Linked DNA regions of Homo sapiens: region 1 is linked to region 2. A link is a contact called in ENCODE Hi-C or POLR2A ChIA-PET data. All regions are on one chromosome and are shown on one strand. The core of a region is the stretch at or near the end of the contact, and the rest is flanking DNA. Distances in the headings are between cores, read along the strand shown. Region 1 overlaps BICC1 (BicC family RNA binding protein 1). Region 2 overlaps BICC1 (BicC family RNA binding protein 1).

Evidence for each region. A loop is a pair of places that touch in the nucleus more often than their neighbours do. ChIA-PET counts read pairs that join two places held with the same protein, here RNA polymerase II (POLR2A). Pooled maps may share reads with other maps.
Region 1: a loop to region 2 is called in a map of mammary epithelial cell, with 3 times the contacts of the local background. The contact joins two enhancer-like sites. A Hi-C loop is called at or near these places in 3 of 168 maps with a recorded cell type or tissue (Calu3, chondrocyte and mammary epithelial cell) and 2 of 50 pooled maps. POLR2A ChIA-PET finds 5 or more read pairs at or near these places in 3 of 52 experiments (BJ, GM12878 and MCF 10A).

The regions. Positions count from the first base shown.
Region 1 is chr10:58,753,158-58,757,919 of GRCh38, reverse strand. All of the region lies in intron 3 of BICC1 (BicC family RNA binding protein 1), which reads right to left. Among named protein-coding and RNA genes, the nearest start is that of BICC1, 240 kb to the right of the region's middle. Within about 2 kb of position 2,064, at least 7 of the 41 ENCODE cell types and tissues checked have a DNase peak (open chromatin) inside an H3K27ac peak, as active enhancers do; they include mammary epithelial cell, where a contact is called at or near this core.
Region 2 is chr10:58,663,304-58,668,449 of GRCh38, reverse strand. All of the region lies in intron 2 of BICC1 (BicC family RNA binding protein 1), which reads right to left. Among named protein-coding and RNA genes, the nearest start is that of BICC1, 150 kb to the right of the region's middle. Within about 2 kb of position 2,234, at least 6 of the 41 ENCODE cell types and tissues checked have a DNase peak (open chromatin) inside an H3K27ac peak, as active enhancers do; they include mammary epithelial cell, where a contact is called at or near this core.

The DNA.
Region 1 (4,762 bases), core at 815-3,314, 90 kb before region 2:
ACAGTGTTGCTGACTGCCAAGAACTTCAAACCTTTTGCTGTGGCAGCAAAAAGAGAAGCCTTTGATGTAAAGGTCAGCTGTACACAGCTGATCTGAGTTGGCAGCCACAGGCTTAAGGACAGACTGCATTGATATTTATGGCATCTCTGGTTCTAACACAGTTTACCCAAGAACAACCTAAACATACAAATAATCACTGAAGGAAGTTATGTCTTGAATATCTTGAGAGTGGCTGACCTGGATGGGGGGTCCTGGCTCTTGTGAAATTACATAGGTGTACAGCATTAAAAGACCTGTGCCCTTCCTGTCCCTTTTTACGGACTCAATCTCTTAAAGGAACTGAAACCTTAGTCAGAGACTCTGAATATATACTCTCCATAACATCACTTACTGATAAGCTCCACTCTGGCATGGACTCACTGATATTTACTTCTGCATTCTTAAATGCTAGTCTCACAGAGGCTTTAGTTCTCACCTCTGACATCTCAATTAGGAGTGCATTTTCCAGTAGAAACATAGAAACATGATAATAGTTGGGTAGATAAATTGGTACTATATTTAACCATAACGTCAAATACTCGTCCTATAGAAAATGTGTTACGATTTCATAGAACTCATTGACAGCTTTATTTCATAGAGGAGAAATGTTCACATACTCATGAACAAATACAAATCCACAGAACATTATATAAAAGTAGTTTAACATTCAACAAGGTGGCTGATTTCATGCCTGAGCCACAGACTTGGTCTCATTATTTTATATACAGTCCTTGTATATTCTAAAGTCTTGTAGCGGGTTACACGATAAGTCCTGTTCAGCATCCCGTATTATAAATTACATACGGTTACTTCTCTGCACAATAAAAGGGCTTTGTTATTAGAGTAACTAAGAAATTAAAGCAGTGAGACAATAATTGAATTTTTAAAAATGTTAGCACCAATGAAAATTATTTGAAAATAGCATACAAGCATGCTTCACTATCAAAGTCTATGATATTGCTGAAATCCAACTACCAAGGAAATCATGTTATCTAAATCTACGAAGTCCCTGAGTTTTGGACAGCATAAGAGACTAGAAAGTTATCGCTTTTCTTTGTAAGACAGATCCATTATAAAAGGCATCTTAATGTTGCTAAAGTGTTCAATTGTCAATATTTGCTCAAACATGCCTTTGTTCGATATTAAACTGCTACGCTTCCTCACAAAGGAATTAACTGGTAACTTAATATGCCATTACAGTTGCTAAGGAGAAGACTCTGGCAAAAAAAAAAAAAAAAAAAAAAAAAAAAAAAAGGCTAGTAGTTGCTAAAGGGTCCTGGATCCCAAGAACTCCTTGAGAAGTGCGAGCCCATGGAAAACCCTTAGGGTGGGACCAGGACAAGAGGAAATGAGCAAACAGGACTCTTGGGTGTCCTGCTAGAAAGGGAATGGGAGGTAAACTCAGTAAACTGGTCCTAAATATAAGAGCAAGCTTAAAAATCAACAAAATGTTAATGACAAACCTTTGGGAGGCAAAGGCCAGGGACTCTAAATATTACCATGCCCCTCTCCACCCCCACACACAAAATCACAAAACAGCGAGTTTCATTTCACACAGGAATGCTTGTGGTTTCTCTAGCAAGGAGCAACGCAGTCTACGTGGAAATGCAAAAAACGGAAAAGCAAAAAAAAGCCTTTCCAGCTGGTTGGCTGGGAAAGAAGATCTATTGCCTTCTAAGATACGAAAGGGAGTATTTTTTAAAAGTCTCTATCTTGATGATGCTGGGACAGGTCATGTTACAAAAGAGCAACGTTTTTCAAAGGAATAGATACAACACATCCAGAAACAAGTGAAAATGGAACAAGCAGAGGTGTGAGGTTCCCAGGATAAGAAGAGGCAAATGTATAAAGAAATGTAAGGGACAGAATAAATAAATCCAGAGGAAAATGGGAAAAGCAAAGATGGGTGAAAACAGACATAGAACACGCAGGAGCAGAAGGAGAAAGTGAAATTATCTCACGGCAAAAACAGCAGAACTGTGAGGTGACTAATCACTAAGTAGTGGAAAATGTCCACAGGCAGTGTCTCTCAGGTTGCTCAAGAAAGCAGGTGTGGCCAATGCAGAGAAGCCTCGGCTGTAACTCTGTGGAATCAAATCCAGACTCAACCGCTGCTGGAAATAGTTTCCCAAAACCCAACTGAAATTCATCTTCCAGAATGTCATTGAAACTTAGGCCAAAAAGAAAAAAAAAATAAAAAGGAGAAAAAAAAATACAAGACAGGAATGTAATTTTAAAACACCCTTTCAAACCTAAGGTGTTTCTTCATGTGTCCATTTAGAACTGAGGGTTTTCATGAACTCTATTGCAACTTTTTCTGAAGATTTCAGACAGAAAATCCCTAAAGCAGAGGAAGCAGTACAGAGTTGCCAGAGCCCAGTGATTTCTCAGTCTCATTCAGGAAATAATTCACCAAATGTACTGTAATGTGAAATCCAACTAAATGTAAACTAAAATCACATGAAGAACTCTGGTTGTCCACCAAGGAATCAGCTCTTCTCAGTTTATAATCTGACAGCGCCACTGACTTTGGGACCATGGAAGCTGTAGCCTTTCCCCTAAGGTGACCAAAAGCAAAACAATAGCGCAGGAAATAGAAAGCAGGCTAGACACTAAACAGTGGGCCCTGGCAGTTAAAATTCCAAATCAAACCAAGTTCTTAAGACTAAATAGGAGTGTCTGTTTACCTCTGTGCATTTATACTTGATTTAAATGAAACAGTCACCAAGCCCAAAACAACTCTATGAAAACAAAAAACAAAGAAAAATCCTGTGATCTGACACAGTTGCTTTTCAAAATTTTCAGCATCAGGCTTCCACTCACCAACAGTTTTGGTTTACTAAGGAACTTTAAGAGAAACCAGATGTAACTTAAAATACAAGGACTGCAATACATACTGTAACTCATCTGGTATTAGCAACAATAAACCCCAGACCTATAAGGGGCTCACTCGCAATCTTGATCTATAAAGCTAAGGACCAATGGCATTAAGGATGCTACAAGAATAGCATTTTCACATTCAAAGTCCTTTCTCAGCCTTCCTCTGTCTTCTCAAACCATTTCTTCTTGCAGTCAGAGCTCAAGAAGAGTGTTTTACACACACACACACACACACACACATACACACCCCCCCTCACAAGTTTGTCCCTAAAGCCCATACAGTACAGAGGGCCACAGAAAGAAAATTTCTCAGCCATGCATAAGGCATCCCTGGGCTCCCCCAAGGAGACCACCCACCCCAGAAATGATGAGACACTCCTGCTCCCTGCCGTGTGAGGCATGTACTGAGCAAAGGTTGCCAACCTTTGGCAAGCTACGAAGAAATCAGAATGTAACTGCAAGAGACTTTAGACTTTTCTCCATGAGGAAACACCCACTTTAAAACAGCTGTGGATTTTCTTAATAATGTGCTACCAAAGGTACTTTAATCTTCTGTAACTGATTTTTGCAGACCCCCACATTTTCAACTTTTGGATTATCCAGTTTGCTGACAGAATTTGCTACATTCGTTCAGTCTTTCAAGTACTATTCAACTGAATCAAAAAACATCTTTTACTTGCAATAAAAGAAAATAAGTGCTTCCTCTCAAAGTTATTCACTCTAAATTTCCAACACACTAATTACTTTTAGTCAGATAATGACTGTAAGGAGACAAGAGTAAAAAAAGGCAACATTATACAGAGCTATGTTTGAGCTGTACATGAACACTTTGCTCCATCTGGCAGTCAAAACCAAAGCAAAACAAAACAAACCCAAAATTTCTGTAGTGGCCAAAAACATACAGTTTTTAGAAACACACAGTATGCTGTTTTTAGGCTGTTATTGCTGAATGTAGCCTTTTTATACACCTAATACCTCAAAATTTGCTTTACAGTTGGTGGTCAATGAAAGAGAAACACAAAAATTAAGTCCTATCATATGGTGAGTATGCAGAGATATCATCTACTGTCAATTTTAAGAAGAAAAAGAGAAGAAAAGTAAAGGGGGGGAAGAAAAATGAAACAGGACAAATGATATAGTACGGAATAGGGAAAAATGGCAAGGCAAGGCAAAAAGGGCCTTTGTCCAGCATATATCAAGGTATATTACAAAGTGTAAGAGAAAAATGGAAAAGAATAGAAATTCCAGAAAAATATAAAGGAGGGATGAAGAAAAAGAAAGAGAGAAAAGAGACTGTGTGTGTGTGTGTGTCTGTGTGTGTGTTTTCCAACTTAGCTAACAAGTGGCATCATAAAGAAAGCAGGTGTGGCCGATGCAGAGAAGTGGCATCATAAGCCTGTGAGAAAGGACAGATTATCTAGAAACTGATGCTGGGAAAACTGACTCATCTTGTGGAAAAAAATTGGATCCCTCTCATCATATACAAAAACATATTCCAGATGGATCAAAGGTCTACATAAGAAAGGTAAACTGACCAGGCGTGGTGGCTTATACCTGTAATCCCAGCACTTTGGGAGACCAAGGCAGGAGGATCACTTGAGCCCTGGAGGTTTGAGACAAGCCTGGACAACATAGCGAGACTCTGTCTCTAACAAAAATAAAAAATCAGCCAGGCCTGATGGTGTGTGCCTGGGGTCCCAATTGCTCAGGAGGCTGAGGTGGGGGAACCGCTTAAGCCTGGTAAATTGGGTCTGCAGAAAACTATGATCATGATCATGCCACTGCACTCCAGCCTGGGTGACAAAGGGATGCCCTATCTCAACAACAACAACAACAAAAACAA
Region 2 (5,146 bases), core at 985-3,484:
AGTCAGGGTCAAACCTAAAGGTGAGATTCAGAGCACTGTGAATTCATCTGGAAAAAAAAATTGAGTGAAAAGTATAAGTTTTAAGCTTTATTGATTTTTCCCTTTATTTTATAAGGTCATTCAGTGAGGATCAAAAGCTCACACAAGATGAATTCATAAAAGAAATGGAGAGGAAAAGTTTTTAAAACTACTTTTTGTATAAATTGGTGCACCTGGCCCAAGGCAATAATGCACCAACTGAAATCAGAGCATCTACAGATGACGTAAAACTTCCTTTCCTTTCCAAATTCAAATGACTCAAGGACTCTTCCCAAAGAACTTTTGCTTCCAGTTTGCATGCTATGCATTTTCTTAAAAGCCGGATGACCGTGAAATATTTCATTCTGTGTAAACTGTTTACTACCAATTTTTAATTTATTATGTTTTTTAAAAAATTTACAGTAAGCCAAGATGAGACAAAGGAAAAAAACTTTTATTGAACATCTGGTATCCATGAACACTTCATAAATATGTGCTTTACCTCTGCTTAATCTACTTAACCTGATTAAGCAGGCATGCTCCCCATTTAACATTTGAAAAGGAAGTTTAGAGAGATTTAAGATCACCTAGCTATGAGTTAGGAGCATCCTCCAGTCCTGGCTTCTCCAAGGAGTAGCTATTAGTTCATATAGATATGTCATCTCTCTGACACTCTATTTCCTCATAGACAAAATAAATAGACTCAAGTGAACCCTGTAGTTACTTTAAAAGGTAAATTTGATCTTTCAGAGACTGGTAATAGATGTTCAGGCTTACTTCCTCCCCTCTACCCTATTGCCTTTGCCTTTATCCAATTTCACTGTTCTTTACTAATTCCACAGAATGGTTTAAGAAAAAAGGAGCTGCCAAAAAAAAAGAGTACTTAAAAGTGTGTTTTGGTATTGGTAACACCATCCAGACCTTTGAAAGGGAAATATAAGAATTCCTTGAACCCTGAGAATTAAGGTTAAAACTACCTTCCCTAAGAATTATAAGAGTATCCAAAGACTTCTACTTTTGCTATATTTTTTTCATAATTCCAGTGAACAAATGGGACCAGACTTCATAAAATTCCCTCAAATACCTCATACCTTCACTTTAAAAAATCATTACTGTGTTCTCATAGTTTGGTAAAGAAATATCATTAATAGCTATGAGAAATTGTATATCTAAACTTACATGTCATTCTTTACAAATTAGCTTTTAAAAGGACTAAAAGGCCAAGAAGAATAAGCAAGTAGTTTCTTCTGGAGCCTACTTATATAATCTACAGAGGTACAAACACACAGTAATTAGTTTGAAAATAAAATGAAATCCTAGTTTGGTAAGTAATTTGCCTTCCTTAAAACTGTCAGTGGCACTAAATTGAAATTTTTTCCTTCTAGCTGACCAAATTGTAAGCCTCTTTCATCTAGATCATTATTGAAAAGTGAGAATAACCCATTATGTCTAATATATTTATCAAAGGAATTTAAATATTAAGTAGACAAGTTAAATAGGAGCAAATAGCTGAAATTTTTTAGTATCTTATTTAAAGTTGTTTCCAGGGAGGAACTCAAGGAAAAAACAAGTATATCCTAAATAATTCAATTAAGAAAGAGAAAAAGAGTGCCATATCAGCAATTGAATGGCTACTATGCATGGTGGGAGGGGTCATGCAAGGTAGGAGGTTTTAGGTAGATTGGTTTTCTGTCTTTAGTCCCATAAAAGGAAGGCCTCACTATTCCATTTAACAGGTGAAGAAAGAGATTCAAACACTAAGTAACTTGCCCAAGAGCATACAGCTAATAAATGCTGATTTTGTATTTCCAGCATATATACACTTGAATGAAAAATCCAAGCACTTTTATACTACATCACACTTCTTCCCACCTTCTGTGTGCTTGGATAAGGATTCAAAAATTAAAAGTCACATTCAGCAACCTATTAGAATTAAAATGCTGGCTGAAGGAAAAGAACATAATTAGGATATTGTTAAAGCAAACTAAATATGGCCTGAGAAGGACTCAGTACTTCTATATTTGAGTCCTTATAGATGAACTATAACCTAGCTTAACAGTGAGACAAAATTGAAAACCTAACTTAGTAATATGCACCTGAAACAATAGCTGAGTGTTGGCCAATCTCAGTGGCCTACTTCAACCACTCACAGTCTGCTGAATGTTCAACCTGTGTTCAAACAAGGCAAATGCCGAGCTGTAACCAATCTCACTCTTTCTGCACCTCACTTCTGAAAGTGAAAGTAGGTCATTTTACGTTTTTTTGTCTATAAATTTGTTCTGACCACAAGGCACCCCTGGAGTCTCTGAATCTGCTGTGATTCTGGGGACTGCCCGATTTGCAAATCATTCATTGCTCAATTAAGCTCCTTTAAATTTAATTTGGCTGAAGTTTTTATTTTACCAATATAATATATCAACTGCTTGGCCAGAAGTATGAGAACATAAGGAACTTGTACGTCTAGCAAGAGGGTAAACTGGATGTTCAGATGAAACCGACTATACATGTTTAAACAGAAAATATCTCAAAATGCTGAGTAAAATATAAAACCATACTTTTGCAAGGTTATAAAATTCATTAGAGATCAGAAATGATAACAAAGAAATAGACGGGTAAATTAGGGCTAGAGCCAGCATTTGCCAGCAAAATGTCCACTAATACCTGGTGGTCTACAGCGTGGGTTTTAAAAAATGTTTAAAGAATAGAAAATAAATTTCAGATCAAAACACATAAAGTCTCAGAAGATGAAATAAAATAAAACTTTCCCTTAGTGATTCACAGTGTAGATGAGTGCCTGGTTTTGCCTTGGTGAAGCAAGGGGAATGAAAAACCTCTCTCCTCTGAATTCCTAAACACAAGATTGTATTTATGCACTATTGGCGATAGAATTCATGAACAAAGCAAAACAGATTCATTTAGTTATGGCTGTATTCCCAGGCAGATAAAGACAAAAATACTCTCTGAGGCCAAGGAGTTTAAATACGGGCTTCAACAAGTACAATCAAACCACCAAAGATATGAGAGGAAAAGCCATGATTAGTGAGAGTCAACAGAAAAAGACCACTAAAATAATGCAGGCACTATAATAATATTATACAGAATACTTATGCTTAAAAACACAAGAGAAGTTATCAAAAGTATGTTAAGGGAACAAGATACTATTAAAATTGATCTTGCAGATTTCAAAAATGGTTGTTTTTGAGAGAGGTGGGAACACTGAGAATGCCCCTTTCCTGAGGCTTCGGCACACAAGACCTGACTAAAACTGAGGCTGGGAAGTGACAGACTACCAAACCACCCACTTACCCTTCCATGAACTTTTTACCAAGTAATAACAAGCAGTAGTCTACTACTGGGGAAGTGGCAATAACACAGACCCCTGTGGCACAGCTGTACAGAGCTGGCAGAAAGCCAAAGGTAGATCAGGAACACAGAAAACTGTACCACACTCCGGGACTCATATTAAGCTCAATGTAGCAGCAGCAATCCATCCACCACTGGAGAAATCTGAAGTCTGTTTGCACTCAAGGTAACTACAGCAACAGCAAAATTCAAACCCAGCTCAACTGCTGACAATACTGACTACTGACACACTCCCCTATATTAACGAACTGAAGAAACAAAAAAAGTAACCATTGTGGGTATTAATTTTATTTACCACAGACTATTGCTCTTTAACACACAATACCAATATTCAATAAAAAATTACAAGACACAAAAGTGGAGGGAAAAAAAAAACCCACAAGCCTATCATCAACAGATAGCATAGTCAAATGAAATAGACCTCAAGATGGCCCAGACTTGTAAATATCAGATAGAACTTTTAAAATAACTACAATTAATATAAGGATCTAATGAAAAATATTATCAATGTGTCTGTATAGAAAGGGAAATTTTACCAGAGACATAAAAACTATAAAATAATCCAATGAAAAATGTCTGAAATGCAGAACAAAGCCACAGACTGAGGAAAAAGCTATTTACAAAACCTATATCTTATGAAGAACCTATATCCAGAACTCTTAATGCTTTTTAATCCAATAAAAAATTAGCAAAATCTCAAACATATACTTCACCAAAGGAAACAATGATTAAGCACATTAAAAAATGCTCGATATTGGTTCTCAGAGAAATGCAAATAAGTCCACAATCAGAAACTACTAAGTATCCACCAGAATGACTAACATTTCAAAAGATAGATAATAACAGGTGCTGACAAGGATGTGAAACAACTAAAACTCTCCTATATTGCTGGTGGGAATTTGAAATGGCATAGCTACTTTAGAAAATAATCTGGCACTTTCTTAGAAAGTGAAACACACACTTACATGAGCCAACAATTACACTCCAAGGCACTCATACAAAAGAAGTGAAAATATATGTTTACACAAAGACCTCTATGTGCATTTTACAGCACCTTCATTCATAAAAGCCTTAAATTAAAAATGACTCAAATTCCATCAACTAGTGAATGAATGTTTTTAATGTGATATACCCATACAATAGACCACTACTCAGAACCAAAGCAATGAACTACTGACACACCCAACAACCTCAAATGAGATGAATCTCAAAGGATTTAATAAATAAAAGAAGACAAAAGACTATAGCATATGATTCTATTTAAACCAACCATCTCCAACCTTTTTGGCATCAGGGACCAGTTTCATGGAAGACAATTTTTTCACCGAATGCAGGGGCAGGGAGATGGTTTCGGGATGAAACTGTCCCACCGCAGATCATCAGGCATTAGATTCTCATAAGGAGTGCATAACCTAGATCCCTTGAATGCACAGTTCACAATAGGGTTCATGCTCCTATGAGAATCTAATGCTGCCGCTGATCTGACAGGAAGGGGAGCTCAGGCAGTAATGCTCACTTGGCTACCGCTCACCTCCTGCTGTGTGACCCAATTCCTAACAGGCCGATACCAGTGCACAGCCTGGGGGCTGGGGACCCCTGATTTAAATGACATGTTGGAAAAGAAAGAGAAAACACACCAGAGGTTGTCCAGTGCTAGAAGTTGGGAGGAAGAAAATGTCTGTTAAATAAAACCTAAAAATTGGGCCGGATGTGGTGATTCACACCTGTAACCCCAGCACTTTGGGAGGCCGAGGTGGGTGGATCA